Regions from separate parts of the Homo sapiens genome. Here region 1 is linked to region 2. A link is a loop called in an ENCODE intact Hi-C map of the cell type or tissue named here. Cell type or tissue: endothelial cell of umbilical vein. All regions are shown on one strand. Links, peaks and the distances in the headings refer to the core of each region. The heading gives the core; the rest is flanking DNA.

Region 1 (15,281 bases), core at 8,073-10,572, 110 kb before region 2:
CTTTACATAAAGTGAAAAACGAAATAACTACTTAGAACTTCTGTTTTCCAGGTTCCGTACAGTAGGTTCTTTGCCGGGACTAGCTACATAATTTTCAGGGCTCAGTGCAAAATAAAAAGATTTGGGCCCTTATTCGAAAATTATTAAGAATTTCAAGATATTGACTGTAAAATGTTAACTAAGTGCAGGGCCCTTCTCTGTACAGAAATGTGCAACTGTGCAGGTCACACACCCATGAAACCTACTGGACTCCTGCTCTGGAGAATTGATAATACCTTGTAAATTGTAGGGTTCTTTGGAGGATCTGTTAGTCCCAGCTCAGTTTCCATCTTGGATCTTATGTTTCTCCCGTCGGCTTTCTTTCATAGATTTTATTCTCCCTCTGATTTCTGACACTGAAAATCCAAGATTAGAGCTCTCTCAAAAGTGCCTCAGAGCCCGTCTTCCTGTTTTTGACATGAAACAGCCACTTTCCTGGATTAACTTCATGCTAGATGAAGTCATGCAATATGGTTAGTGTGGAAGACAGGGTTTTGTTGTTGTTGTTTTAAATTTGTTAGCTGTAATGAACTCATATGCTGCTCCATAGGTCCCCGGCTGTCCTTTTTTTGTCTTCTGAGTTTTGTTCCGCCTTAGTCTAGGGGTTGAGGAAGCTGTTTAGGTCAGGCCCACAGAAATTCTGGCCATGGGCTACTGCATGGTCCAAGTGAGAAATAATGGCAACTGGGATGGGGAAGAAGCCTTGGAGATAGAAAAGGGCTGATTCAAGAGAGAGGGAAAATGTACAATCAATAGGAGTAGGTTGAATTGAATAAGAGAAACAAGGGTATCAAGGATTTCCAGCTTGAATAGAACATTGTTCCTCTTGTTCATGTGCTGGATCAATGTTTAATGAATTTCCCCCATGTACCAGGCACTGTTAGACTGTTTCAGATATTTAACCCCTTCCCCCTTCATCACTATTGTTATTATTTTTGAGACAACGTCTCACTCTGTCACCCATTCTGGAGTGCAGTGGCGCGATCTCAGCTCACTGCAACCTCTGCTTCTCGGGTTCAAGTGATTCTCCTGCCTCAGTCTCCCAAGTAGCTGGGATTACAGGCATGCACCACCATGCCCAGGCTAATTTTTTTACTTTTAGTAGAGACGGGGGTTTCACCACGTTGGCCACACTGGTCTCGAACTCCTGACCTCAAGTGACCTGCCCACCTCTGCCTCACAAAGTGCTGGGATTACAGGCATGAGCCACTGCACCCGGCCTGATCAGGTGATGGATCTTAAGACTCTCCCATGAGAGGGCTCCCACCCTATACCATGGGGGAAAGAATGTTGATGTCATGAAGCTTCTGTAAAAACCCAAGAGGACATGGATCAGTGAACTTCCGGGTAGCTGAGCTCCTGGAGGTTCCTGGAGGGTGGCGCTTAGGGAGGACATGGAAACTCTGCGCCGCTTCCCTAATATCTCACCCTGTGCATCTCTTCTCGTGTATCCTTTACTATATCCTTAATAATAAACCAGTAAATGTGTTTCCCTGAGTTCTATAAGCCGCTCCAGCAAATTTATTGAACCCATATAGGGGGGTCATGGGAACCCCAACTTGAAGCTGGTCAGTAAGAGGTTCTGGAGGGCCGACCTTGCAACTGGTGTGTGTTAGTGGGGGTTCAGGAGGCAGTCTTAGGGACTGAGTCCTCAGCTTGTGGGATCTGACACCATCTCTGGGCAGACACGGTTGGAACTGAATGAGAAGACCCTCCCTGGTGTCCGTTGCTTGGTGTGTGGGGAAAAAGCCCCATATATTTGGTCACAGAAATCTTCTGTGTTGATGATTGTTGTGGTGTGAGAGTAGAGGAAAAACATGGTTTCAGGAGAGTTTTTCCCTACACAGTTTGATACACTGAACGTCCCTAATTTTGGTGAACACCCTTAAAATTAGTGCTTTTGGGGGAAGAAGGGACTAGATTGATGAGTTTTTCAAGGAATAAAGAGAAGAAAAGAAGCTTAAGAAGCTTTTTCTTGGCCGAGCATGGTGGTCCCATGCCTGTAATCCCATCATTCTGGGAGGCAGAAGGATTCCTTGAGGCTAGGAGTTTGAGACCAGCCTAGCCAACAAAGCGAGACTGCCGCCTGCCTCCAATCTCTACAGCAAAAAAAAAAATTAGTGGGGTATGGTGGCGTGTGCCTGTAGTCCTAGCTAATTGGGAGGTTGCGGTGGGAAGAGTGCTTGAGCCCAGGAGTTTGAGGCTGCAGTGAGCTGTGATTGCATCACTGTATTCCCACCTGGGTGACATGATGAGACCCCCGTCTCAAAAACAAACAGGCTGGGCGTGGCGGCTCACACCTGTAATCTCAGCACTTTGGGAAGCCAAAGCAGGTGGATCACTTGAGGTCAGGGGTTCAAACCAGCCTGGCCAACATGGTAAAACCCCATCCCTACTAAAAATACAAAAATTAGCTGGGTGTGGTGGCACGCACCTGTATTCCTAGCTACTGGGGAGGCTGAGGCATGAGAATGTCTTGAACCTGGGAGACAGAGGTTGCAGTGAGCCGAGATTGCACCATGCACTCCAGCCAGGGCAACAGAGTGATACTCCATCTCAAACAAACAAACAACAACAACAACAAGAATCTTTTATTCATGGAACCCAATAGAAAAGGTGGAGAGACATAAAAAAAAAAATTAAATTCTACAGAGGTATCCACCTATGCCTGTGCCCAGTCTGTCATCCAGCAGTTTGGTTTCAGTGTTTAGTGATTACCTCTGTGTGTCTAAATACTATGTTTACACTGCTTGCTATTTCCTGGTTTATCATCTTTAGACATTATCTCTTGACTTCCTCTTGTGAAAGATAAGGATTTAACTTGCTCACAAAGATAAGGATTTAACTTGCTCACACTCCTGTCCCAGTAAAGCTATATCATTATTTTTAGTTCCTCTACTGGTTTCTAACATTAAGTAATGGACTGGAATCTCTCTTGTTCTAGTGATTTCAAGGAGTATCTTCTTCTCCCTTTATTGAAAGCAAAAAAAAAGCTTGCCTTTCCCTTCAACACAACTGTCCATCTTTTACTTCCCAATTTCCGACATCTGTCATTTCACTTTCACCTCGTCAGGCTGATAAACTTTACATTCTGTTCTGTATCCACAGTTGACTCCACCATGCTTTGCCTGTAGAGCTGGATTCTAAAAGGCGAACATCTCCAGGGGAGGATGGGAGTGGGGATCGAGGTTTGGGGGTTTCTCTGAGAGAGGGCCTGACCTGAAGAGGCCACCTGGACAGGAATAAGGGGCTTTTCCTTAAAGGGTTTTGTTCAAGAACCCAGGAACTGGGTGGGAGCTGAGTCATTATCTGCAGATCAGTGGTCTTCACTGGTCCTTATCTGCCCCCAGGGGCTCAGCTGGCTCTGCTTCCCACTGACATCCCTTGAGAATGATCTCTTTAATAGTAGCCAGCATCTCCTTCAATGTCAGTGCAATCTGGTGACTCCCGTCCATCTCCAAACCTTTGCTCAACCCCTATATTACTTTTCCTATAAGGTTAACCCACACTTCATAACACCCTGTGACTTCAATAAACCCCAGAAAAGGAAGCTGTAACCTGGAACTCATGGGGTGGAATCCCCCTACATTGGTCTTGGAGCTTGAGAGGGTGGAAAGGTACCAGCTTATGACTCCCCATCCACCCACGCAGGATTGGAGCAGTGGCTCTCTAGACATTTGTCCCTCTGACACAGACCTTTCTTTCTTTTTCTTTCTTTCTTTCTTTTTTTTTTTTTTGAGACAGAGTCTTGCTCTGTCACTCAGCTGGAGGGTAGTGGCACCATCTCGGCTCATTGCAACATTCTAGGTTCAAGCAATTCTTCTGCCTCAGCCTCCTGAGAAGCTGGGATTACAGGCACCTGCCACAATGCCCAGCTAATTTTTGTATTTTCTTAGCAGAGATGAGGTTTCACCTTGTTGGTCAGGCTGGTTTCCAACTCCTGAAACCTCAAGTGATCTACCTGCCTCAGCCTCCTTAAGTGTTGGGATTACAGGCGTGAGCCACTGTGCCCGGCCCACAGATCTTTCACTGAACTCTTTTTTTCCACCTCACTTCACCAACTGCCTCTCATACCTACAGAATTTTGGGAGGCCTTTCTCCTGGTATTGGACATGTTTTATGGCAGCTTTTGGCCAGATAATCTTTTAAAGATTGTTTGCTTAGCAGACCTCTTTGGAAGCTAGAGATATGTCTCCCTTCGGGTCAGAGTTCAGTTTTGTTTCCTGACTACTGTTGTTGTAGGAAAAGGGGTCCTTGGGAAGTTTTCATTTTTTAAAGCATCTCTGGAAAAGTTTCTAGTAAAGCCCTGGCTGTTAGAGCCAGGCCAGCAACCTTTGATATGCAAATGCAAGCCATTAGAAACTGGGTCCACCCAAGCATGGAGATTCCCTTGGCCTTCTTACCCTTTTTCGACATGTTTCTGGCAACACGGCCTCCCCAACATATCCCCACGTGTATAGAACACCTTGGTGCCCTATATTTGCATATTAAAAGGCTAGGGTGGGAGGGCCAGCTTTTTCTCGGGCTAGGTGAATGACATGCCTAGTCAAACCAATCCCCTGAGCCCTATGCAAATCAAACACCGCCTCCTCCAGCCACTGCACATATACCTGGCTGGTATCCGTGGCAGGTAGAGACCTCCTCTTTTGGCTTTGGAGCCCCCCTCCCCCTGTCTCTGTATGCGGGAGCTTCTTTCCTTCTGTCGTCTCCCTTCCTTCTTGCCTATTAAACTCTCCACTCCTTAAAACCACTCCACGTGTGTCCATGTAGTTTCATCTAAACCGACATGAGGACCAAGAACTCTGGTGTTCCTCCACTCTTTAGAGCCCTATCACTGTGATAAAGATAGTGTCCCCTGGGCACGGTGGCTCACGCCTGTAATCCCAACACTTTGGGAGGCAGAGGCAGGTGGATCACCTGAGTTCAGCAGCTTGAGACCAACCTGGCCAACATGGTGAAACCCCATCTGTACTAAAAATACAAAAATTAGCCAGGCGGTGGTGAGAGCCTGTAGTCCCAGCTACTGGGGAGGTTAAGGCAGGAGAATGGCGTGAACCCGGGAGGCGGAGCTTGCAGTGAGCCGAGATCTTCCTACTGCACTCCAGCCTGGGCGACAGAGCAAGACTCTGGCTCAAAAAAAAAAAAAAAAAAAAAAAAAAGATAGTGCCTTCCGCTGGGGCAAAGTTGGGGCAGGTGTGCTAGCGGTTCCCTTGGAAAACTGGGGGTTTCATGAACTCAGTGTTCCTCAGGGGCAGTATTCACCTGGCCAGCACTGGTATTGCCCCATGAGGCTTGGGGGCCAGCAGAACTGATGCGAACATTGGGGTCATGCTGCCTGCTGTGCTCTGAGTAGTAAATGACATCTATCTGGGAAAGTGGGGCAAATCAGCGGACCCAGCAGCTGCTATTTGGGGACGGCTTGGCCGCTTGACGTAGACTCTCTGAGGGGCTGCCCACTTTCTTCCCTGGGTCGGGCACATCCTGTATTTTAAAGGTGGGGACACCCTCCACTCTCAGGCCTCTGAAACCCTTAGCTGTTGACACCTCCTTTGCGTTCTCCTCCTTTACGGTCATTTTAATGAGGCATCAGGTGGTGGGAGTGGTAATTATTCATGTGTGTGCCCAGATTACCTAGTTGAAACGGAGCTCGTTTGCATTTCAATATACTAAAGAAACATATCCAGAGAGAACTTTTTGAGATTTTCAGCAGCTTTGTAAACAGAATACAACATTCAATAGTAAGTTGCAAAGCATAACGCATTGTAAAAAGGGACATTTTTGCTGATTCCAGAATTTCTCTCTCCTGCATAGCTTCTCAGATTTACGCCACAGGGATCAGCAGGATCTTTTAAAGATCAGAGGCTGAGTGGTGTTTTTCAGAGGCTGCGAAAAGCAGGGAGCAGGGAGACATGATGTGCTTGCTCCACTGCAAATCTGAGATTGTGACTGCAGATTGGTTTGCAGAACGTCATTCCATGAATTCCCATATGCAGGGGCTGGACAGCAGAAACCTATGAGTACTAGACTCCTTTGCAGTTAGGCTTCCTCAGGAGACCGCTACTCCACCAGAACACCCACTGGGTGAGACTTCAAGGTAGAAGTGTGAGACCCTGGCTGAGGGTGTGACCCTGGCTGAGGGCTCGAAGGTTGCATCTTCTGAAAAGCACCCCTAGGGGAGGTTTTTGTTTTTTTCTGAAACAGGTGTGGTGAAGTTTCTATTGTTTCATATCTGATTTCATGGGTATGGTTATGGTTAACCTGTACAGCATCTTTGTATTAATTAGAAAAAGACACCTAATTTTGCCTGAAGCACCTCAATTCCATCTGTAAAATACATGCACTCCTTGTATTTTAAAGGCAGCGACTTCTTCCACTCTCAGGCCTCTGAAGTCCCTTACCTGTTGATACCTCCCTTCCGTTCTAATACATCAATCATTAGTATACCAGTATATTAGAATAAGACTCCATCTGCTGGAAATTGTAAGATGTCTACAATGTGACTACCATGCGCTGGGATTATAAAGAGAATCCTGGTCAGAGATGCTAAGAGGCACGTGGTGGCAATAGTGAGGTTCTTGTTAGAAGAACCTACCAGGGTGGTTCCCTAGTTCAAAGCTGGTCCCCTAGTCCTCTCAGAAATGCATTAGCAGGCTGGGCGTGGTGGCTCACATCTGTAATGCCAGCACTTTGGGAGGCAGAGGCAGGCAGATCACTTGAGGTCAGGAGTTCGAGACCAGCCTGGCCAACATGGTGAAACCCGTTTCTACTAAAAATACAAAAATTAGCCGGGTGTGGTGGCACACACCTGTAATCCCAGCTATTGAGGAGGCGGATGCAGATGAATTGCTTGAACCCAGGAGGCAGAGGTTGCAGTGAGTCAAGATTATGCCACTGTACTCCAGCCTGTGCAGTGAGTCAAGATTATGCCACTGTACTCCAGCCTGGGCAACAGAGCGATACTCCGTCTCAAAAAAAAAAAAAAAAAAAAAAGCATTAGGTCACCTAATCCCCTTTAATTAATCTCTTTGTGTTTAAATTAGTTAGAGAGGGTTCTTCTCTGCCACTAATAATCCTGATCAATACAGACACAAAAGACAGAGAAAGTAGAAGCAGTGACAGGGGCCAAGGGAGAAGAAAACCAAATGAGTCTTGGGGTCTGTAGGAAGAAAAGAAGGGTTCCATTGGAAGAAACCAAGAAATAGAGAAGTCAGCTTCCACTTAACTGATGAGAAGACAGAGTGAGTTCCTTGAAAAGGACTCGTAGTATTCACAGGTAGGGGAGTTTTACAGGTTCAATAGAGGAGAAGAAGTACATTCACTTGAGAAATACATTTAATAGAGAATTTAGAAATCAGCAAAATATCCTTTTTATGGTACATTGTGCTTTGCAATTTACTAGTCAAATGCTTTTAAAATAACTAAATATATAATCCCATAGGTTTCCCCCTGTGATGGGAGAGAAGTAGTTGTCTGATCCATGGCACACATGGATTTGCTGATGGAGTACAGACACTGAGTCTGAAAGGATGTCCGTGAGAGAGTCCACAAAGCAGCTGGAGATTTGTGGGTGGTCCTGAGACAGGAATAATACAGGATAGTCACAGGAGGATAAAAATTCCAGACAGCAGTTTCACAGGACTAAAGGCTATGGGCTGAAAAGACTTTGCAAAACCATGGTGTGGGCCGGGCGTGCTGGCTCACGCCTGTAATCCCAGCGCTTTGGGAGGCCGAGGTGGATGGATCACGAGGTTAGGAGTTCAAGACCAGCCTGGCCAACATAGTGAAACCCCGTCTCTACTAAAATACAAAAATTAGCTGGGCATGGTGGTGCATGCCTGTATTCCCAGCTACTCCGGAGGCTGAGGCAGGAGAATTGCTTGAACCCGGGAGGTGGAGGTTGCAGTGAGCCAAGATCGCGCCACTGCACTCCAGCTTGGACAATAGAGTGAGACTTTGTCTCAAAAAAAAAAAAAAGAAAGAAAAAGAAAAACCACGTTGTGGGCCATGCTGGCTAAGATAGGCTGGATCTGGCCGGGCACGGTGGCTCACGCCTGTGGTCCCAGCGCTTTGAGAGGCTGAGGCCGGTGGATCACGAGGTCAAGAGCTCAAGACCAGCCTGGCCAACATGGTGAAAGCCCGTCTCTACTAAAAATACAAAAACTGGCAGGGCATGGTGGTGCATGCTTGTAGTTTCAGCTACTCGGGAGGCTGAGGCAGGAGAATCGCTTGAACCCGGCAGGCAGAGGTTGCAGTGAGCCGAGATCATGCCACTGCAATCCAGCCTGGGTGACAGAGTGAGACTCTGTCTCAAAAAAAAAAAAAAAAATAGACTGGATCCAACATGGTGCTGGATCTGACCTAGGTGCCTCCTAGGACCTCATTATGCACTCATTAGCATACTCAACACACTCCCACCAGTGCCATGACAGTTCCGGGAACACCTGTATTTGGTGTAAAAATGGGTAGCATGACAATTCTGAGAAATGATCACCTTTTTCCAGGAATCTTCATGAATATTCCACTCTTTGGTTAAGAAATCCATAAAGACAGAAATGCTAAATCCCATCACAGCACTCTCTTGAGTATGCATGCACTCTTTTTTTCTGGTGTGTGTACTTTCCCTTTGCAATAAATCTCTGTACTTTCACAATTTTCTGACTTGTCGTTGAATTCATTCTCACGATGGCATCAGGAGCCTGGACACCGGCTGGGGTTAAGGTCCCACTGACATTTAGAGACCTTCCCTAGCCCACCAGTATCAATCTCTGCCCCATTTTACCAGCTTCCCTCTTGGTTTTCCTCTCTGGTGTGGAAAACCTCAGTTTAGAACTGTTTGAGCCAGATTGCTTCTTCTTCCTTTGCTATCCACCTTTTAGCTATTTTATTATTTTGCAAACTGCTGGTAAAAGCTACGGGGAGGAAGGGACTACATCCTTGATTTGGTCATTGATTTAAAGACTGTATCTCCTTATACAGCTGGCATCATCTTCTACTTGCAGATGGAAAATACGCAGGCCCCGTGAAAGACAGCAAAGAAACATCTTGCCTTCCCCGTCTCTCCCCCTTGGATTCCTGATCTCTACCTCTTACGGGGCTCTGCCTTCTCTTAACCCCTTGCCCTTTTCCTCAATTTAAATTGTCTGTCCCTCAGCTTCATCCCATTCTCTCCTGGATAGATCCAGGGCTTTGAGCCAGGAGAGTGCTGGAAAAAGAGGGCCTGCTCTCAGGGAGCCGCGGAGGGAGGGATCCAAACATTGGACACTTCCCAGCTTCACACATTTTTAGGTTATTATGTTAAGAAGCCTGTCTGCCTCATTTTGTTATTCTAGTCTATTTCGCATTCAACCCCAGGAGGAGGAAGGGTAAAGGAGAAAAAAAAATCCTTCCTGCCACAAATAAAATGTAGCAGATGTTAGCTGATGATTACAAAAAGACAGTAAAGCAGGCCAAGAAACCATGGGAGGGAGGGGGTGGACCACAGCAGAGGGCGGGGGAGTGGGTGTTCGTGGAGCTGAATGTTCAGGGCAGATGCTCTGGAGGATTAAATTACACCGAGAGTGAGGCTGCTGGTGCCGTCCCTCAGCCCTGCTCTGTAGCGCTGGGAGCTATTTCAAGCCAGTGAGAAAGAGAGTCTGCACTATTTGTCTTTAGGAGGTGCTTTATTTCCTTCCCTGTTTTGGAAAATGATACCTAGCTCTGCATGCATGTGGGTGCCTTTTTTAATGAAGTGCTACTCAAGGACTCAAAAGAAGGAACAGTGGCAGATGGGGCATCTGTGGGTTTTGCCTCTTCTGCAGCCATTCCCCCCTCCTCTGGTAACAGCACTATGATTTGGTGGCGGGGAAGGGCTGGGGGTGCATCTTTTTCACTGTAAGTCCCTGTGGTTCAGGTGAGACTGATTCCATCCTGCCCAATGCCCCTGCTCCAAGCTGGGCACTTACGCCAGCCTAAGCCATTGATTGCCCTGGAATGTTCATGTGACTTAAGTTAGGATGAGGAGAGTCAGCTCCAGGACTTTTGCTGACACTGTTGTGAAAGAGGGGCTTTCTGCTGCGAATGCCAAGTGGATGGTATGCAAGTCTGGAGCTGTTCCTGGCTTGTTCTGTGAAAACTTACTGGAGAATGAAGCCAATTAGAAGAGATGCATTTGAGCAATGAAGAAAGAAGTTTCCTGAGGACATTGAGCATCTGGATCCAGCTGCAGCTGAAACTGATCCTACCCTAGGACTTTGCAGGTATATGTGGCTGTAAGTCTTCCCCCACCTCTTTATTCTCACCACTTTGCATTTGGGTTTCTGTCCCTCACACCTAATACAAGTGCCTTCAGAAAGCCCGGGAGGCTTGTCCAGGTCACTGTGCTGGGCAGAACAAAATGAGGGCAGCTATCTATCATTGCCTCGATGCTGCTCTTGCTGTGGATGAAGCCTGGAGGCTTATTTCCAGGTCATGTTTGACTCTGAGTACACAGCTGCCTCTGAGAAAGATTGCCAGGCAGGAGTCAGCAGCCAGAACTCAGCTCAACAATCGTGTTCAGTTCTGTGTTATTGTACAGCAGTGCTCTCCAAGGACACCCTTGAATAGAAATGAATGCACATAAAGGTCCAACATGCATTCAGGAAGCCAGAGTCTCCACTTGTGCCCATATGCAAAGGAATCATTGTTCTCAGACCCCCTGGTAGAGACAGCTCTCAGCTCACTGACATGAACTGATGTGAAAATGTTCTTTAAGTGGAAAGCAGCAGGAAGCAGCTGTTAAGGAGGTGGGCACTTAGAAAGGAGAGACCACTTTACCATTTATCCATTTGTCCAGCATACATTGATTGACCGCCTTCTATTGTGTTAGGGACAGAAATGCTAATAAAAGACAAAGTTCGTGCCCTCAGGAAGCATGCAGTTGAGTCAGGGAGTCAGCAAGAAAATCAACTGGTAAATAAATGTAATCATGATAATTTAAACGGAAATAATAGGAGAGTGCCATCTACCCAACAGCATAACTCTCTTCTTAGTTTGTAGAATCTGGATTTTATTCTAAAAGGCAGGATGCTCAGGTCCCTCCCCCAGGCTCAGGATTAACTATGATACATCTAAGCCAGTGATTCCAAATTTTGGCTTGCATGAGTCACATGGAGGGCTTGTTAAAACCAGGAATCCTGGGCCCCACTCCCAGAGTTTCTGATTCAGTAGGTCTAAGTGAAGCCTAAGAATTTGCATTTTTTTTTGTTGAGACAGAATCTCACTCTGTGATCTTGGCTCACTGCAACCTCTGCCTCCTGGGTTCAAGCAGTTCTCTTGCCTCAGCCTCTCAAGTAGCTGGGACTACAGGCATGCATCACCATGCCCAGCTAATTTTTGCATTTTTAGTAGAGATGGGGTTTCACCATGTTGGCCAGGGCTGGTCTTGAACTCCTGGACTCAAATGATCCACCTGCCTCGGCCTCCCACCCTGCTGGGATTACATGTGTAAGCCACCCTGCGTGCCCAAGAATTTGCATTTCTAACAAGTTCCCAAGTGACGCTGTTGCTGCTGGCCTGAAGATCACTAATCACAATCAAGCACAATCATCTGGTTTACCCCTTCTAGTATTTGGTTTAGGGTTAGGCACATGACCAAATTCTGGCTGATTAAATGAAAGGAAAAGTCAATGAAGTTTTAGGACAACTGTTTGCTTCTTGGTAAAATGTAAGATGGAAAGGAGGCCTATCTTTTCATCCCATCCTGGGTTCCAGAACTTTATCCTTAGTTCAGCTAAAACTGGGTTCTTGTCACACAACTAAGAAAGATTAGGCTTGTGGACACATAGAAGGGTGAGGAAAATGGAATTTATTGGGCAAAAAGGAAAAAGAAAGAAAAACTCTCAGCAAAGTGAGAGGGGGTCTTGCCAACAACCTCCCCCCTCACAGACTGAATCCCGGGTTACCACACAGGCACTGAAGAGGCCAGACTCTTCCCCCCTGCAAATGGTGTGAACTTCCCAAGGCTCCACCCGATCCTCCCAGTGCACAAGCAGGCATTATTCAGAATCAGCTGGGAAAGAGCAGGCTTCATTTGCGACCAGCAGACCGGTTTTTCAGCCTTCAGGCTGTTTTAGGCTTGAAGGCAGGGTTTCACTTGGGACTCTTGGCTGTCTTCTGTCTCTATCACCTGAAATGAGGTTATGTGGGGAGCTGCTGTTTAGAGCTACTGATATCATGTGATGATGTGCACTTGGCCAAGAGGCTTGCAAAAATCCTGATCCAGACCCCTGACATTGTTGAGGAGCTGAGCAAACCCTGGAACCACCCACCTCCGACTCTTTGTTGTGGAGAAATTAAATGTTGTTATTCCCGTTTTCCATCAGAGCTGGAAGTATCCCAACTGATTCAGAGGGCTATCAGTCTGAGGCTGAGTAGGATGGAGTATCAGGAAAGGCTTCCAAGAGGAAGTAGACTCACTCTTCTCCAGCTCTTCAGTGAGAACTATTCCCGTTTGTGCTTTGGCAAAATGACAAATGATGACACCCCATAGACTCACTTTGTAGACTAACTTTTGAATTGCCTGAATGAGGAATTTTAAATTTATGAATGTCAAGGGTTTATTTCATGTGTAAATAACTGTGTTGGAATGGAGATTGAGAAAACCATTAATTTTTTCTGTGGCGAAGTCCAGGAAAAATTTGTGAAGGAGGGCTGGGAGGGCCTGGCATGGTGGCTCATGCCTGTAATCCCAGCACTTTGGGAGGCCGAGACGGGCAGACCATTTGAGGTCAGAAACTTGAGACCAGCCTGGCCGACATGGTGAAACCCCATCTCTACTAAAATACAAAAATTAGCTGTGCGTGGTGATGCACGCTTGTAATCCCAGCTACTTGGGAGGCTGAGGCAGGAGAATCGCTTGAACCGGGGAGGAGGAGGTTGCAGTGAGCCGAGATCACACCACTGCGCTCCAGCCTAAGCGACAGAGCAAGACTTTGTCTCAAAAAAAAAAAAAAAACAACTTTGTGAGGGAGATGACATTGGGCCAGGCTACTGAGAGCTGATGGCACGGGTTGGGGAGTAATGTAGTGCTGGAATCTAGCAAAGTGTGTGGTGTATAATAAATACCCGTATGTTTCCAGGGCTTACCTAACCTTAAGAATATATCATCCAGAGGAAATGGCATGAACAGCAGCCCGAAGGCATGACAGTTTGGTGTCTCTGGCTATGAGTACACAGCTTGGTATGGTGATCTAGAGGTAGTATGGGTTAGACTGAGCCATGATATGAAAAAAGCAGGGAAGCATTGGAGTAGATTAAATTGGAAACCAAAATCACGGTTCTCAGTTGGGTTAACAACAACAGCAAATCCCAATCCTCAAAGACTTCTGAAACTCGGAAGGTGGTTGAGTTTCAAGAGGGTTGCCCAAGAAGAACTCTTGCCCAACAAGGGTTGGGTTGCCTCTCCTCTGCCTAAGGAGGCAGTCCTTCCCTTGGAGTAGGAATTGCTTCATGACCTGCTTCTCATTTTGCTATGCCACTAACCTAAATCCAAATACAACATGGCCTGGGGTGGAGCAGGGTGGGATTGAGCAGGATGTGAAATGACCAAGGATATGATAATAGAAAATGATCATTTGTGCAGCATGCTGGGTTAAATATGAGATTGCTTAGAGCTGGGAGTGGGCAGCCCAGGGGTTCCATTCACCCAGAACACAACCACAACAATGAGAACACTATTGCTACATATCTGTAACCTGTTGCTTATTTACATTTTCAAAAGCCCTGATGATGTTTCTAAGAATGAATTTCGAGGATGTATAAACAAGGCTCGTGGAATATAATTTTAGCTTGTGCTAGATTTAGTGATGTGGGTATAGTTATGCATTAGAGAAGACAGGAAGATCATTTCTGTTTGTGAAAATTGCCTTCAAAATAATTTAAAACAATGTTCATTAAAACAAGTTAGAAAGGTATAAGAAAGAAAATTAAATCACCTGAAATCTCATTACGTTGATAATACCTTAATAATTGTTCTAAGTTTGCTGCAGTTGGCTGATGTAGCCATGGATCCACTGCTGGTCCACTCGCGATAATAGGGAAAGGCCAGAAATAGCTTGGCATGACAGAGAGCAGTGGATCTCAGGCTGTGCGTAGTGGCTCATGCCTGTAATCCCAGCACTTTGGGAGGCCAGGGCAGGCAGATCACTTGAGGCCAGGAATTTGAGACCAGCCTGGGCAATATGGTGGAACCCCGTCTCTACAAAAATTAGCTGGTCATGGTGGCACGTGCTTGTAATCCCAGCTACTCGGGAGGCTGAGGCAGGAGAATTGCTTGAGCCCAGGAAGGGGAGATTGCAGTGAGCTGTGATTGCACCACTGCACTCCAGCCTGGTGACAGAGCAAGACCCTGTCTCAGAGAAAATGTTTAAAAAGGGAGCAGTGGATCTCAAACTGGCTGCACATCAAAATCTCCCGGGTGAGTTTAAAAAACACTGGTGTCTGAGCAATTTAGTCAGAATCTCTGAAAGTATAGGGCATATAGGCATCAGTGTGGTGTTTTTTGGGTTTGTTTTGTTTTTGTAGTTTGGGGGTGTGTGTGTGTGTGTGTGTGTGTGTGTGTGTGTGAGTGAGACAGGGTCTCACTCTGTTGCCCAGACTGGAGTGCAGTGGTGTGATCCTGGCTCACTGCATCCTCTGGCCCCCTGTGCTCAAGTGATCCTCACACCCTAGCCTCCTGAGTGGCTGGGACCACAGGTGCACACCACAATGCCAGCTATTTTTTTTTGTCTTTTTAGTAGAGACAGGGTCTTGCCATGTTGCCATGTTGCCCAGGCTGGTCTCCAACTCCTGAACTCAAGCAATCCTCCAACTTTGGCCTCCCAAAGTATTGGGATTATAGGTGTGAGCCACTGTGCCAGGCTGGCATCAGTGTTTTTTAAGCTTCTAGGTGATTCTAATAGGCAGACTGAGTTGGGAACAACTGATGTAAACAGAAGAATTCTAAAACGTTAGGAGACAGTTCTGGATTGGCTTTTTCAAGCCTGCTGTGTCAATCAGGAGTCCAGTCCAAAAAACATAAACCATTCTAGATATTTCAAGCAGAAAGGGATTGAATGCAGGGGACTGGTTACAAAGGTTTTGTAAGGGCTGGAGTTGCAAAATGGAGACATGGGTTTATCTAGAGATAAGGGACCTGCCACCACTTGGGGCTGACACCTGTGGGTTCACACTCACTGCTAAGCTGCTCCAGATGACAAGTGGCCTGAGTAGGAGCTGTCACTGCTGCC
Region 2 (15,281 bases), core at 5,438-7,937:
GCTGGGACTACAGGCGCCCGCCACCGCGCCCAGCTAATTTTTTGTATTTTTAGTAGAGACGGGGTTTCACCATGTTAGCCAGGATGGTCTCGATCTCCTGACCTCGTGATCCGCCCGCCTTGGCCTCCCAAAGTGCTGGGATTAAAGGCTTGAGCCACCACACCCGGCGTCAGCAACAGTTTCAACCACTTCCCACTTTTTTTTTTTTTGGTGACTAAGTGCCACCTGAACCATGAGTACTTCTAGTAATTTTAAAGAAAAATATGAATTACTACTTTTTTTTTTGTTTTTTTTTTGAGACGGAGTCTCGCTTTGTCACCAGGCTGGAGTGCAGTGGCACGATCTCGGCTCACTGCATCCTCCACCTCCCAGGTTCAAGCAATTCTCTGCCTCAGCCTCCTGAGTAGGAGGGATTACAGGCGCCCACACCAGGCCCGGCTAATTTTTTGTACTTTTAGTAGAGATAGGGTTTCACCATCTTGGCCAGTCTGGTCTTGAACTCCTGACCTCGTAATCCACCCGCCTCGGCCTCCCAAAGTGCTGGGATTACAGGTGTGAGCCACAAATTACTTCATTTTAACAGGAATTCGATCACTTGGTTCTCACGCCCCTCTTCTCCACAGCCAAGCTCTCCAAATTGAGACCAGGGCCTAGTCAAACCTTGGGTTTTGGGATCTGGTACCAGTCATGTCTAGCCATGAGCCATTCTCATTTATTGTTTTAAGGTGCATGAGATCTCAGTTCCTTGTTGGAGTCACAGGGCCTGCGCTGGATGGGGAGCCTATAAATGAAGGGAGGAAGTTTAAGACCTCTTTAATCTATTGGAGGAGCCTCGGGAATGGCTCCTAGGCCACAGGGTCGCAGATGGAAATGGCCCCTCTAACTTGAAGAATGTTTGCTTCCTATTTCAGTGACCTTGCACTTGATTTTTTTCCCCCACGTATTTTATCTTTATTTTTTTTGAGAGTCTTGCTCTGTCACCCAGGCTGGAGTACAGTGGCGTGATCTTGGCTCACTGCAACCTCCACCTCCCAGGTTCAAGCGATTCTCATTCCTTAGCCTCCCTAGTAGCTGGGATTACAGGTGCGTGCCACCACACCCGACTAATTTTTGTATTTTTAGTAGAGACGGGATTTCACTGTGTTTGCCAGGCTGGTCTTGAACTTCGGGCTTCAAGCAATCTGCCCGCTTTGGCCTCCCAAAGTGCTGGGATTACAGGCATGAGCCACTGTGCCTGGCCCCCAACGTATTTTATTCTGAAAAATTTCAAACCCAGAGAAAAGTTGAATCAATAGTATAAGGAACACTCATATCCTTCACCTATTATTTTGCAACCTTCTGTCTCTTTTTGCTGAACTGTTTGGAAGTAAATTGTAGAAAGTTAACGTACGCATATGCTGAGCTATTTTTACTTCTGAGCCAAGTGTGTGTGTTTTTTCCATCACCACTTCTCTTACTCCATTTGGGTGTCCTACAATTTAATTCTGATACCATCTACGTGGAGTTAGTGTGTCAGATCCCACAAGTTAAGGGCTCAGTCCCACAAGAAGGCCCCCACTTCAGATGCCAGCCGTAAGTCCATGGTTGTCACTGGTACTTGTGACCAGTAAATTCAGAGGGTTTCCACAATCCCCTTCTCACATTTGATAATTGACTGGAACCATTCACACAACTCAGGAAAGCACTTTATTCACAATTACAGGTTTATTATAAAGGATAAAACTCAGGAACAGCCAAATGGGAGAGATGCCCAGGGCAAGGTATGGGGAAGGGAGATGGAGCTCTGTGCCTTCTCTGGGAGCACCACTCTCCCAGCACCTTACTATGTCACCAACTTAAGTCTCTGAGCCCCATCATTTAGGGTGTTTTTATAGAGATTCCATTACACGTGATTGATTAAATTTTTAGCCATTGGTGATTAACAGTCCTCACTTCCTCACCCATCCCCAGAGGTTGGGAGGTGGAGCTGAAAATTCTAAGCTTCTAATCAAAGTTTCATCTTTCTAGCAACCAGTCCCCATCCTGAAGCTGTCTAGGGGCCCTGCCAAGAGTCCCTCATTTGAACAAAAGATCCTACTATCACTTTTAACTCAAGAAATTAGGTTTTAGGAGCTCTGTGCCAGGAACCAGGGACAAAGACCAAGTATCTCTGATGCCACTTAGGCATACATGTTTACACACATACATACATGTGTATACATCTATACAATTTTTTGGATGAATATTTGAAAGTAAACTGCAGGCATATTTCATTTTAAGTACTTCAATATGTATTTCCTAGGAATGGAAAGATACTTTAACATTTTTTTAATGGAAAATAATCATATTTTGCAAAACAAAATTATGAGTGACATTATTTTACATTTTACCAATCTCTTTAATAGAACATGGCTGGATTCTCCTGTTTGCTTCTGCAGATAATCTTTTGTTTGGGTTGAGGTATGTGAAGAAAATGTGGCCTCACAGAGATGTGTAGTTGGAAAAGGGAGGAATACTTTATTATTTTTTTTTTCTGAGACAGTTTCGCTTTTGTTGCCCAGGCACCATCTGGGCTCACTGCAACCTCCACCTCCCGGGTTCAAGCGATTCTCATACCTCAGCCTGCAAAGTAGGTGAGATTACAGGCGTATGGCACCATGCCCGGCTAATTTTTGTATTTTTAGTAGAGACAGGGTTTCACCATGTTGGCTAGACTGATCTCGAATTCCTGAGCTTAAGTGATCTGCCTGCCTCAGCCACTCAAAGTGCTGGGATTACAGGCATGAGCCACTGTGCCTGGCACAGGAATACTTTAATAGCCTTTCCAGGTAATTGTGGGTATCCTTTGATAACAACCACAAAATTTGACAAGTGGTAGTTTCTTAAAAGTTGTAGTATGTAATTTCCCCTTGAAAACTTGAATTTCATCATTGACAACACATGCTGTCAGTTGTTTTTTTTTGAAGTGATAGGCTCAGTTTGTTTGTTTCTGAGAAATTGTCTGCCAAATCCACAGGTCTGAACAACGACAATTTGTCAATCTTGGAAGTTAAAATGGTGCTCCGTGCAAAGTGCCGCTAGTTCAGTTCACACTCCAAACAGTTCTGCCGGTGCTTTTCCTTGAGACTGCCTTGGAACCTCAATGTGCATTTCCCAAGAGTAAAGACATTCTTCTACCTAGCCTCAATATTATCACAACTTAAAACATCAATAATTTTATCAACTATTCAGTCCGTAGTAAGTTTCCCCAGTTCCCAAAAATGTTCATTTCTTCTCCCAATGCAGTGTCTTGATGAAAATTCATGCTGTTCATTTGGTTATCAGTCTCTTTTAATCTAGAATTATTCCCTACTATTTTGTTTTCCACGACATTGACCTTTTGTAAGAGTCCAGGCCACTTGTAGTATGTCCCATATTCTAGATTTGTCTGTTTCCTCATGGCTCAGTTCAGGTTAAATGTCTTTTGCAAGAATGCTACATAGGAGATGCTGTACCTACCGCACCACACCAGAAGGTACATCAGGCCAGGTTGTTTCACAACTGGTCATGTGAATTTTGATCACTAAGTTATTTAAAATGGTGATTGCCCGTTCTTTTTTTTTTTTTTTTTTTTTTTTTTGAGACAGAGTCTTGCTCTGTCTCCCAGGCTGGAGTGCGGTGGTGCGATCTCGGCTCACTGCAAGCTCCGCCTCCTGGGTTCACGCCATTCTCCTGCCTCAGCCTCCTGAGTAGCTGGGACTACAGGCGCCCACCACCACACCCGGCTACTTTTTTTGTATTTTTAGTAGAGACGGGGTTTCACCATGTTAGCCAGGATGGTCTTGATCTCCTGACCTCGTGATCCGCCCACCTCGGCCTCCCAAAGTGCTGGGATTACAGGTGTGAGCCACCGTGCCCGGCCTTGCCCGTTCTATTTTATTTTATTTATTATCATTATTTTGTGAGACAGAGTTTCACTCTGTCACCCAGGCTGAAGTGCAGTATTGTGATCTCGGCTAACTGTACCGTCTGCCTCCTGGGTTCAAGTGATTCATGTGCCTCAGCCTCCCGAGTAGCTGGGATGACAGGCGTGCACTACCATGCTTGGCTAAATTTTGGCATTTTTAGTAGAGATGGGGTTTTGCCATGTTGACCAGGCTGGTCTTGAACTCCTGGCCTCAAGTGATCCACCTGCCTCGGCCTGCCGAAGTGCTGGGATTACAGGCGTGAGCTACTGTGCCCCCGGCCACAAATAAAAATTTTTTACTCTCAAGGAGCATTCAGTCTATTTCATTCTTTGAAAAGCATGTAAGTTTTGGGAGCCTAGCATGGAAGGGAGTGATGGTTCCAGTGCGTTGGTAGTGGAGACTGCCTTTTGGTCATCTTGGGCTTCTCATGCCATTGAATTAGTAGGGAAATAAGGAGGTGATTGTGGTGTTTGAGTTCATTGATCTTGATTGTCTGAGGGAAATTGGACTGTTTGTTCCTACACAGTGGTGGCAAGGAGAGTGATGTTTGGAAACCAGGGGGTTTACTGGTGACTGTGCTCCCTTAACCAGTTGTCTTGAAGGAAAAACTTCAACCCGTAAATAGAAGACCTCCAAAGACTCACTGTAAGAATGAAGGTTTTGTACTTTTCATCTGGTAAAGAACCCTGGCCCAGCAAAGGTGCTGGAGGAGGCTAACTGGAACTCGGAATGGGCAGAGGGCAAAGGCAGCTAAGATGACCAATACAGACCTCACAGAAGTCAGGATTGTCACAACAGTGTTTTATGTCATTTAAGTGTTTCTCCTCTCTTTTCTCTGAAATAAGTTAAATGAATAACACCAATGCTGGCTAAAGTTTTAGGCTGTGGAGTATGAGAACAACTTGTATTGAAGTAGTAGTTGGTGGAACATTGATCCTGCCCCGTATTGGGAACTCAATCTTTCCACCAGGTGAAGGACAAGAGATGATGCTGAAGGCAAAAGGCTCGGATGGTGCCATATATGTATATATTTTATCTGTTCCCCTAGATATTCCATCTATTCCCCTAGATCCAGTCTTACCCTGCGCTCTGTCCTGGGAGGCTGGGATGTTTGGTTGGGTTTGGTTCATGGTGAAAGGAGAGTTTGGTGGGGTAGGGTCACCTTAGGTTGGCTGTGTTTCTTAAAAACTCCTCTCAAGGTGACTTCCTCTATGTGAGTTTCTTATGGGTTCCAGCAGCTACTCGGTCCCTACAACTTTCAACTGTGGGATGTTTAGTTCCTCTGTTACTACTGGTTACCCTTTTGTTTTCCTAAGCCTTCACTCACACCTTTGTAAATAATATATTTTAATAAATTTTACTCCTTGAATTGGCATAATTCGAGTGTGTCTTTTCAGGTTGGGAGCTTGACTAATAATGGACAAATAAGATTAGCAGAGACAACTATTACGGATTAGGATTAAAAACCTCTGTTACCTAGTTCTGTAGATTAAAGTCAAAGATGAATGTCTTCAAACTTTGTGCAAAAGAACTTCACTTGGTTATTTTTAATGTGTTTGGTCTTTCTTGCCCTATGAGGCCTCTAAAAACAGTCATGGCAGTGACCAGAAACAACTGTTAAAATCATCAACTAGCAAAAAAATCCAAGAAAGAAGGGATCTTCACAGTTTGACCCCCCGATTTAATAGGCAAACTTGTATCTATTCCAAGGCTACATGATCTCTTTGTGTTGTCTCACTACCAAAGATGATCAAGATTATCAGTAGGAACATGAGGTTATTGGCAATAACTAGGGCTACTGCCTATCTCCACGCAGGGATGATTTCCAGTGGCTGCTGTTCCACTGCATTCTCCTTGACAGAGTGGGTATTCATTCCTAGCACGTTCAACCCCAAGCAAAACAAGGTCAGAGTTGGATGGGGAGATTTACAAGTTTTTGAGGACTTGGGCTGACAAACTTGAAGAATGGCCAGAGCAAACTCTCGAGGCAGGTACACAAGTTGGAAATCAGACTTCTAGTCACAAGTGGCAGGCCTGGAAACCTTGACAAGTCATCTCAAGGGATGATGTCGACCTTGGCCGTAGACAGGTCTGCATTCTTGATGTCAACCTTGGCCATAGGTCTGCATTCTTGTGGTCTGCCCTTGGCCATAGACGGGTCTGCATTCTTCTTGCTGTCTGCCCCAGTGGTGCAAAAGTCTTAGAGGGGGAAGAACGTATTGAAAGCTAAAGGCTTTGACAATTTATGTGTTGGTGATAAGCTGGTCTTTGTTAGCACTGTCCTAGTGAGGCTGAAGGAATAAGTTTCTCTGCTGAACTTTCACATAGGTTGTAGCTGTGGCAGGGCTCATCAGGGTTGGATTCTCAGATCTCTTAATGGAAAGCTTTGATATATTTCATGTGTGTTTTTAAATAGCATTCAATGTATGTTTAAATATAGGAGTGTCCTGTGAGTGGCTCCCGGGGAGCAGCCGGAAGTGTTGTACTCGGCTGTCTATTGTGTGTGGGAGAGTCTTTCTGTTGACTGTGGATCTCATATTTATGAGGACTGCATGCAAGGATTGCCTCTCGAGGTCTCGTTTATAGATTGATATCAGCCAGGTATTTTTCAGAATTCTGTTCTGCCATTCCACTGCCCTCCTGATTCTGGGAGATGTGGGCATTGAAAAGACTTTGTAGATTTCCTTTATAATTTGGCCCGGATGTGGTTGGCTCCTGTCACTATTATTGAACAAAGGCTCTCAAATAGTCTTCTTGATATAACAATAGTTGTAACAGCTTTGGTGTTTAGAGATTACTTCTATTCAGCTGGGAAGCCTCCCAACAATAGGCAAAACATGAAAATGTCTTCATTTGTGTAAGTCAACTTCAATTATTTATAGATGTCCCCTACAAAGGAGAGTGAGTTGCCTTCTCTGTGGACTTGATAGATAGGAAAGGTCTGACAATTCTGCCCGTCTACACTGGAAAAGCGCCTTATCACTTATACACTGCCAAGCGCCTTATGACCAGCGTGCCATTGCAAAGATCACGCAACCAGCCAGGAAGAAGATCCTTGGGCGCCACCTAGTGTCCATCTCGGGAATATCAAAGGCGACTGCATTGCTTCTCAAATTGTGGTTATTTCCAATGGGTTGTGGATCACTACTTTTGTTAAATACAAATAAATGATTAGAAAAGCGTATAAAAATACAAAATACAAGTCTGAATGTTTTATTATTAGATTTAGCAATAATATTTTAATAAATCAAAAAACGTGAAGAAAAAGTAAAAACTGCACAATGTTCATTATCAGTATAAACAAAACTAAACAAAGAGTGAAATGGTGGAAATAGCCATTGAAATACCCACATTAAATACCTAGACTAGTTTTGAACAACATGATATATATCAATATTTAGTTTTTAATGTGATAAATGAACTTGTTTCTTGTTAAAACTTAACTAGATTGAGTTGATGACAGTCACAGGGGATAGTGTCTATCTAAACTGTTTCTATGTTTTGTTTTAATAATATGTATAGTAAATAAACCAGCTCACAGGGAAATATTATCAAGGGTGGGGGAAGATACTTTATTTTATTTTTTGAAACAAGGTCTCACTCTGTCACCCAGGCTGGAGTACAGTGGCTTGGTCATAGCTCACTATAGTCTTGAACTCCTAGGCTCAAGTGATTCCCCCACCTCAGCCTCCCAAGTAGCTGGAACTACAGATGCATGCCATCATTGCTTTTTTTTTTTTTGACTTTTTGTAGAGATGGGGGTCTTGCTATGTTACCTGGACAGGTTTTGAGCTCCTGGGCTCAAGCAATTCCCCAGCCTTGGCCTCCCAAAGCGTTAGGATTACAGGTGTGAGCCACCATGCTCAACCAGGATATTAATTTTTAACTTTTATATAAAATAAAGTGAGGCTATATTTTCTAGTATTTTTCTTCAATCCTTCATAAATAGCCAACTCTAACAATTGGCTGAGCATGGCCAATTGGAATGCCATCAGTGAAGTATTTCCAAAAGCACTATTCTAAACACAATCCAAACTTGATTTCTTCAACAGTGGGATTGTGAGTTTACCAGGAACATGAAGAAAGGTTATCTGGCAGTGTTAGTGCACATTTGGTAGCGTTTGTTAGTGTTAGTGTTAGTGCAGGCTAATACTCACTATGTGCATGGAGGCTTCATAGGTCCAGTCGGCGGGCGTGGACTTCAAATAATCTCCACCTCCCGGGTTCAAGCGATTCTCCTGCCTCATCCTCCAGAGTAGCTGGGATTACAGGTGTGTGCCACCTTGCCTGGCTAATTTTTGTATTTTTAGTAGAGATGGGGTTTCGCCATGTCGGCCAGGCTGGTCTCAAACTCCTGGGCTCAAGGGATCCACCTGCCTCAGCCTCCCAAAGTGCTGGGATTACAGGCGTGAGTCACCGCGCCTGGCCAAGTTCTTTTTGTTTTGAAATAACTTCAGACTTTAAAGAAAAGTGTAGAAACAGTACAAAGGATTTCTGTAAGTACTTCACTCAAATTCCTACTTCACTCAAATTGTTAATATCTTATGTAACCACAGTACAATTATCAAATGCAGGAAACTAACATTGATACAATTATCTAATGGTACCAATTTTACAACTGTCCCACCAGTATCCTCATTTTTGGTCTCAGATCCAATCCAGAATCTCCCATTGTGTGTTTTTTTTTTTTTTTTTTTTTTTTTTTTTGAGATGGAGTCTCACTCTGTCGCCCAGGCTGGAGTGAAATGGCAGGATCTCGGCTCACTGCAACCTCCACCTCCAGTTTTCAAGAAATTCTCCTGCCTCAGCCTCCTGAGTAGCTGGGATTACAGGCACTCGCCAATGTGCTCAGCTAATTTTTTGTATTTTTAGTAGAGACGCGGTTTCACCATGTTGGCCAGGCTGGTCTTGAACTCCTGACCTTGTGATCTGCCTGCCTCAGCTTCCCAAAGTGCTGGGATTACAGGCGTGAGCCACTGCGCCCAGCCCTCCATTGTGTGTGTGTGTGTGTGTGTGTGTGTTTTGTCATGTCTCTGTTTCCTCTAAATTGAAGTACTTACTCTTTCTCGACCTTGATATTTTGGAATCATACATGTCATTTATTTTGTAGGATGTCTCTGAGTTTAGGTTGTCTGATGTATGCTGATTAAATTCAGGTTATGCATTTTTGATAGAGATACCATAGAAACGATGTAGGCTTCTCAGTACATCTTATCAGGAGGTACATGATGTTTATTTGTCCTATTACTGGTGACAACTTTGATAGTTTTGCCAAGGTGGTGTCTGCAAGATTTCTCTGGTGTAGTTTTTCAAGGGGAAAGGAGGAACACTGCGATGAGGAACAAACTTTGGTAGAAGGAGAATTTCTGCCCTGCCTCTGGTATTCAAGGTACATGCAAGTGAAGAAAAAACACCAGCCTCAATGAAGGCTGCAGGATCCACGTCCTCAGGGGAGTAAGTTTCAGTTAAAGCAGGAAAGTAAAGGGAACATTCAGAGAAGAAGTTGAGAATACTAGATAATTTGCCTGTGCAGAATCTGATGAAAGAGGGTACGGTGGAAAAAGTGGGAGATTGGGTTAGTTAGCAGGGATCCAGGGTAGTGTGAGGGGTGAGAGACCAAATGACAGATGCCCCAGGAGCTTGGAACACTGGTGGGATTGAGGTGAAAGGGATTATAGGGCTTGATTTCATTAGGCTGATGTCTCTTAATGTTGTTCCTTAAAGAGTGAGAGCAGCGGCATCTATCTTACCTGGAAGCTCATTAGAAATGTAGAATTCAGGCCCTACCTCAGATTTCCTGAAGCAGAATCTATGATTTTAACAAGAACCCCAGGTAATTTGTGGGCATCTTAAAGTTTGAAAAGCACTGTCTTCAGAAAACTGTGAGCAAACAGTTTAAGAAGCAACTGTGCAGCTGGCAGGTTGCTGATGTCAATAGCCTATGCGCCGGTGCTGGGGGTATAGCACCAGTGAGTCAAGCAGTCTGTGGCGCTTGCTTGCTTTCTTTTTTTCTGTTCTTGAGACAGGGTCTCACTCTGGTGCCCAGGTTGGAGTGCAGTGACGCGTTCTTGGCTCACTGCAACCTCTGCTTCCTGGGTTCAAACGATTCTCCTGCGTCAGTCTCCCTAGTAGCTGGGACTATAGGCATGCGCCACCATGCCTGGCTAATTTTGGCATTTTTAGTAGAGATGGGGTTTCACCATGTTGACCAGGCTAGTCTCAAACTCCTGACCTCGGGTGATCTGCCCACCTCGGCCTCCCAAAGCGCTGGGATTACAGGCATGAGCCACCGCGCCCAGCCTGCGACAGCTTTCTGATTCTGTGTTCTTGGCTACAGGAGCAGTAGCTTTCTGATTCTGCATTGCCTGTTGATGAGAGGTAGCAGCCTCCTTGGTGGTTCAGTTGAACAGTGTGGTTTGGCAGTCATTCTTGGAAGCTCAGTCTTTCTTTTAGCCCTTGTAATGATTCTGTGAACTCTATGTACCCACTAACAAATCTCTTTCTATTTTAACCAACTGGATTGGATTCTCTTGTCTGTAACTAAGAACTTGGACAAGAGCGGGTAAGTCACAGCAATATCTCATGGTCAGATGAAGGTGGAAGCAACCTTGGTGTGTGCCCTGGTTCACTGTGGGGTCACTAACGGGACCTCAGACAAAGGAATTTTGAGAGATAGGATGTAGCAAATTCATGGGTGGAGACCACTGGACTCCACTGAGGAACTGCTGTCACTACCCCCAAAAATGTCTTTCTGAGGAATGATCGCTGCACAATGAGGCCTTTTTTACAGTGAGTGACTTGTAGATAGCATGATACCATATTGTATGATTTTCAACATGTAAAGAGTTTGTTACAGAATGCACCAAGAATTAAAAAAAATATGGAATGTCAATAAGAAGGCAATTGAAAACTTGGGTAAAATTATCAGGAGTTGGGAGAGATGTAATGTGCTGTCCACTAGACACAGACATGCCCTGCTCACATCTACCCCCTACAAGAGGAGTCAGGATTCTGACTTCTCACAGCATAATATCTAAATAGAATTTTTAGGATGTATCCTTTTGCACTGGACTTCTTTCATTCAGCATTTTGTGTGTGAGGTCCATCCGTGCTGTTGTGTGTGAGGTCCGTCCGTGCTGTTGTGTGTGAGGTCCGTCCATGCTGTTGTGTGTGAGGTCTGTCCATGCTGTTGTGTGTGGTTATAGCTTGCTCACATTTATTGCTTTAGTATTCCATTGTGGCATTTCTCTGTATATTATGTTTAATGTGGACAATTCTGTCCAAGCCTAGTTCCTCTTATATAGGGTGGGTAAATTCTCCTGGACATTTCCCCCATCTCATTTAGGACCCATTAGTCTTAACTCTCTGAATGATGGTCAGACAGGTGGTTATTGCTTTACCTTCATTTTCCATACACCCGCAGTCCATGTTCTTTGTGGAGAGGAGGGTGTAGTAGGCAGGATCGGCTCTTTGGGGATCAAGTGCAGCCGTTGGTGGGGGTCCTGAGCTTTTATTATTTTCTTTGGAGCCATTGACATGTCCTGCTGGGACTTACTCCACCCAAACATTGCTGGGTGCCAGCCACCCTGATGGGCTTCACCTGTTCCCTCAACTCAACCCAGTTCTCTGGAGGAGACCGGGCAACACTTCTGCCTTCTGCCTCTGGCAAGGCTATGATGGGGGGATCACGGAGGGTTTTCCTTAGAATTTTTCCTTCTGGCCAGGCACAGGACTCATGCCTGTAATCCCAGCACTTTGGGAGGCCAAGGTGGGAAGGATCGCTTGAGCCTAGGAGTTTGAGACCAGCCTGGGCAACATGGTGAAACCCCATCTCTACAAACAAAAATTTTCCTTCTGAATTTTCTGCTTTTTTTTTCCCCCCGGCTGCCATTTTGTTTTAGTTGCCACTGTTGAATATCAGGTATTAAAACATTTAAAATTTTGCATTTCTTCAGGTATTAGAGAACAGAGATTCTGTGATCTTGTTTTCCTCTGCTATCGTTGCCTTTTAATAGCTTTTGCTTTTAGCTGCAGTAGGATGCAAGTGAAAGCAGTTTATAACATGAAATAAACAAAATTGTGGAAACTCATTCTAGTCAAAGATCCTAAGATGGTCATTATTTTGCCAGAGGATGGTAGCAAAGTTACAATCAGACCTTGAGTAAAAATTTTCAGTCTCAACACCCAATATAAACAGACCAAACCAAATGAAAACAAAAAACAAGAACAAACTAGGAAAACAATGAAATGACACCTGTTTATTGAATGATTTTTATCTTTTAATTTCTATTTTTAGAACTCAGTATTATTTACAGAAAAAAGCTATAAAATAAGAATGACCTCTGAAGTTTGATAAAAGTGAATGACTATTAAAACATTCTCTAGGAGTCAAAGGCTCTTTATCAACCTAAATTTCTACCATGTCAGTAGTACTCCCTGTTGGAATTGGAAATGAAATTAATGGCAAACTAACAAATTCACAACATTCTATACATTTTCACAGTGGTATGTCATTTGTCAAATTATGTTACTCAACACATTCTCCAATAGGAGAATACTAGGAAAGATACTAAGATCCAATAATTAAAATACTCTCTTGAGACTATCATGATTAAATTATAAGATACTGGAGTAAAGCGATGACAAGAAGAACCTAAACAAATACTTTATTTTCTTGCTTCCATTTTCACCCCTGTTCGTATTGTTCCAGCATTCCTTCACCTCCTTTTCCAGTGTTGTTGTTGTCCACCCAGTGCTGTTCATTCATTCAACTTCAGTTCATTCACTCATTACTTACCCTTTATTGAGCCTACTATGTGTCAGTCACTGTTCTGGATGCCGGAGAAATAGCAGTGACCAAGACAAATAAGGAGCCTGCTTTAACCTAGCTTGCATTCCAGTGCAGTGCTATCCAACAGGACGTTCTGACAGTGATGATTGTACTGTGCTGTCCAATCTGTATCCACTGCCACATGTGGCTGCTGAACACTTGGAGTGTGGCCAGTGGCCTTTCTACTGGACAGATAAGTTTTGGTGGATGACAAAGACAACAAGCTACTAAACAAATACATGGAAGAATTTTGGAAAATGATAAGTGGTTCAGAGACTTTAGGAGTGGAATTGTTGGGTCATTGTTGGTCATGCTAACTCCATGCTTAATATTTTGTGGAACTGCCAAACTGTTTTCTAAGTTGCTGTACCATTTTACATCCATGTCAGCAGTGTATGTGAGTTCCAATTTTTCTACATCCTCACTTTGAGATTTTCAGAGGATACATCTATTGCCTAAGACCTCATATAACATAGCTTTTAGACATTTTTATGAAACTGAGTCTAAGTTTTGCTATCAATTGACAAGTTCCTGGTGTTTGAATTCCTCTTTGCTATGGACATGAATGCAAAGGCCAGTCCCATATGAAGTCATTCGTCTTATTCTTTAAGGTTTTCCTTCAGGGATGACCAATTCATCATAGAGTTTGGTGAGCAGGGTAGGGAGGGGACACGTCTTTGAGCAAGCTCAAGAGAAGTAAGTCTAGTTGTTTAGAAAGAAAGCAGATCAAAGTTTTAGAACAACATGTCTGGAAGGATTACCTTCTAAGATGTACTTCTCTAGCTCCAGTATTCTCTAATTTATGTAAGAAACTCACAGGTCAACCAATCAAACCTCACAACTGACCAAGGAATTCCTTATTCTTACCTGCTTTTCAGACTGACTTTTTGTTTTAAGACTTATTTTTTTTTTTAGAGTTTTAAGTTCACAGCAAAATTGAGAGGAAGATAAAGATTTCTTATATGTCTCCTGCCCCAACACATACACAGCCTCCCCCATTATCACATCCCCTACCAGAGTGGAGCGTTTGTTATAATCGACGAACCTACCCATTGACACACCAACATCACCCAGAGTCCATGGTTTTCATGAGGGTTTCCTCGTGGTGCCATACATACTGCGGGCTTGGGCAAATGTATAATGACACGTGTCCACCATCATGGTATCACACAGAGTATGTCCACTGCTCCCAAATCCTCTGCACTCCACCTGTTCCTCCCTCGCTTCCCCCCAGAATGACTTTCTATTTGAACATTTGAGACAATGGGAGGTCACTATAGCTTCAGGAGACAATTCTATCTTTGGAAGTCTGTAATTTTCCGAATGACTCTCTATATATTGAGCTGTAGTTTGTTGCTCCATAGAGTCACCTTAGTTTATGCTTTAGGAGCTAAAAAGGAAAGGTCAACTCTTCTTTTCACATGAGGACCTGTCAGGAAACCCACTAGTGCCCTGGAAAAAATCCACCCAAGGTTCTCCAGGAGGCCATGAGGAGGAAGTCTCCCTGCAGGCTGCTCCATTGCCGGCGCATTTCTCCCTACGTCCTCCTATTAGTGACAGTTGTCATGGTCTCCTTTGCCTTATGGGGAGTCATATTCCCCTGCCCCCCCACCCCAGCTTCAATGCTCCTTCTTATGTCCCTTAATTCCCCACAGCACAGCCAAGACCAGAATAATTCCCTGCCACTGTTTGTAAGGTTTTGGTAATCACAGTGATTTGCAGCCAAGTCTTGTGCTTGCTTTTTGGAGGTCTCAGGCGCATTCGAGCCACACAGGCGTCCAAGGAAAGAAGAGGGCATGCGCAATGATTTTATTCCAAACCCACTTCTCTTTCAACATCTGCCTTGCTCCCATCCCTCTCGCAGCTTCTGATTGAGGCCAGCACAGTGTGATCACTTGATCCAAAGGGAGAGGCAGGTGCTGCAGACTCAGGCCACTGTTTCCTCTTGGGCTCAGGGCGGGTAACAGACCTGGGGGTACTGAGGAGGTGGGAGCCTCCTCCCTGTAGCAGACGGCACAGACTGAGGGAGCGAGTCCTCACCAGCCTACCTGCTCCCCCTCTTCTCAGTCCCATTGTAGTTACTTTTTCATATACGTTTTTTCTTGATTTGGCATGGACAAGGTGAAATCCAGTTAGAAACCTGAGCGTAGTTGCTGTTTCCAAAAGGAAAATAAATAATAAACTGAAAAGATGAAGAAGAGAATTGGGTAAAGGAAATATTTATGAATTTTCTTTTTACACGTGTCTGTTTGCAGGTGAAAGCTACATGCTGGGAAGGAGAAGCATGTTACAGCCATGGCATCTCTCAGCAAGCGTTCGCACTCAGCCTGGCCTTTGGCAGGAGCGGACTTGAAAGATTTTTTCTAGGCTTAAAATCCCATAATTCTGTTTCCACAGAACACAATTCCACAAACTCCTCTGGCAACAGAACTTCAATTTCCAAAGTTTCGCAAGTCCTACAGTCAGGAAATTTCATGGAAATCCTAGCAAAATCAGCTGTAATCCATGGTACACTTCCAAGCATG

What was found. Peaks named below come from ENCODE experiments on the same cell type or tissue, not always from the same donor. Only the 100,000 strongest peaks of a DNase experiment are listed, where the experiment ranks them.
Region 1: it touches region 2 in a loop (2.5-fold over the local background); 18 of 110 quality-filtered maps call a loop at or near these places.

What each region holds. Positions count from the first base shown.
Region 1 is chr5:32,495,844-32,511,124 of GRCh38, forward strand. It overlaps LOC124900954 (a long non-coding RNA gene), which reads left to right and starts at 10,082. Exons shown (of 5, transcript XR_007058719.1): 1 at 10,082-10,274. RefSeq lists an enhancer at 5,420-6,066. In endothelial cell of umbilical vein, for the core only: no CTCF peak of the experiment used is centred there; a DNase peak (open chromatin) is centred at 9,398; H3K27ac peaks cover 475 bases; H3K27me3 peaks cover 155 bases.
Region 2 is chr5:32,606,279-32,621,559 of GRCh38, forward strand. No RefSeq gene overlaps it. Among named protein-coding and RNA genes, the nearest start is that of SUB1, 28 kb to the left of the region's middle. In endothelial cell of umbilical vein, for the core only: a CTCF peak has its summit at 6,993 (motif pointing left); a DNase peak (open chromatin) is centred at 6,953.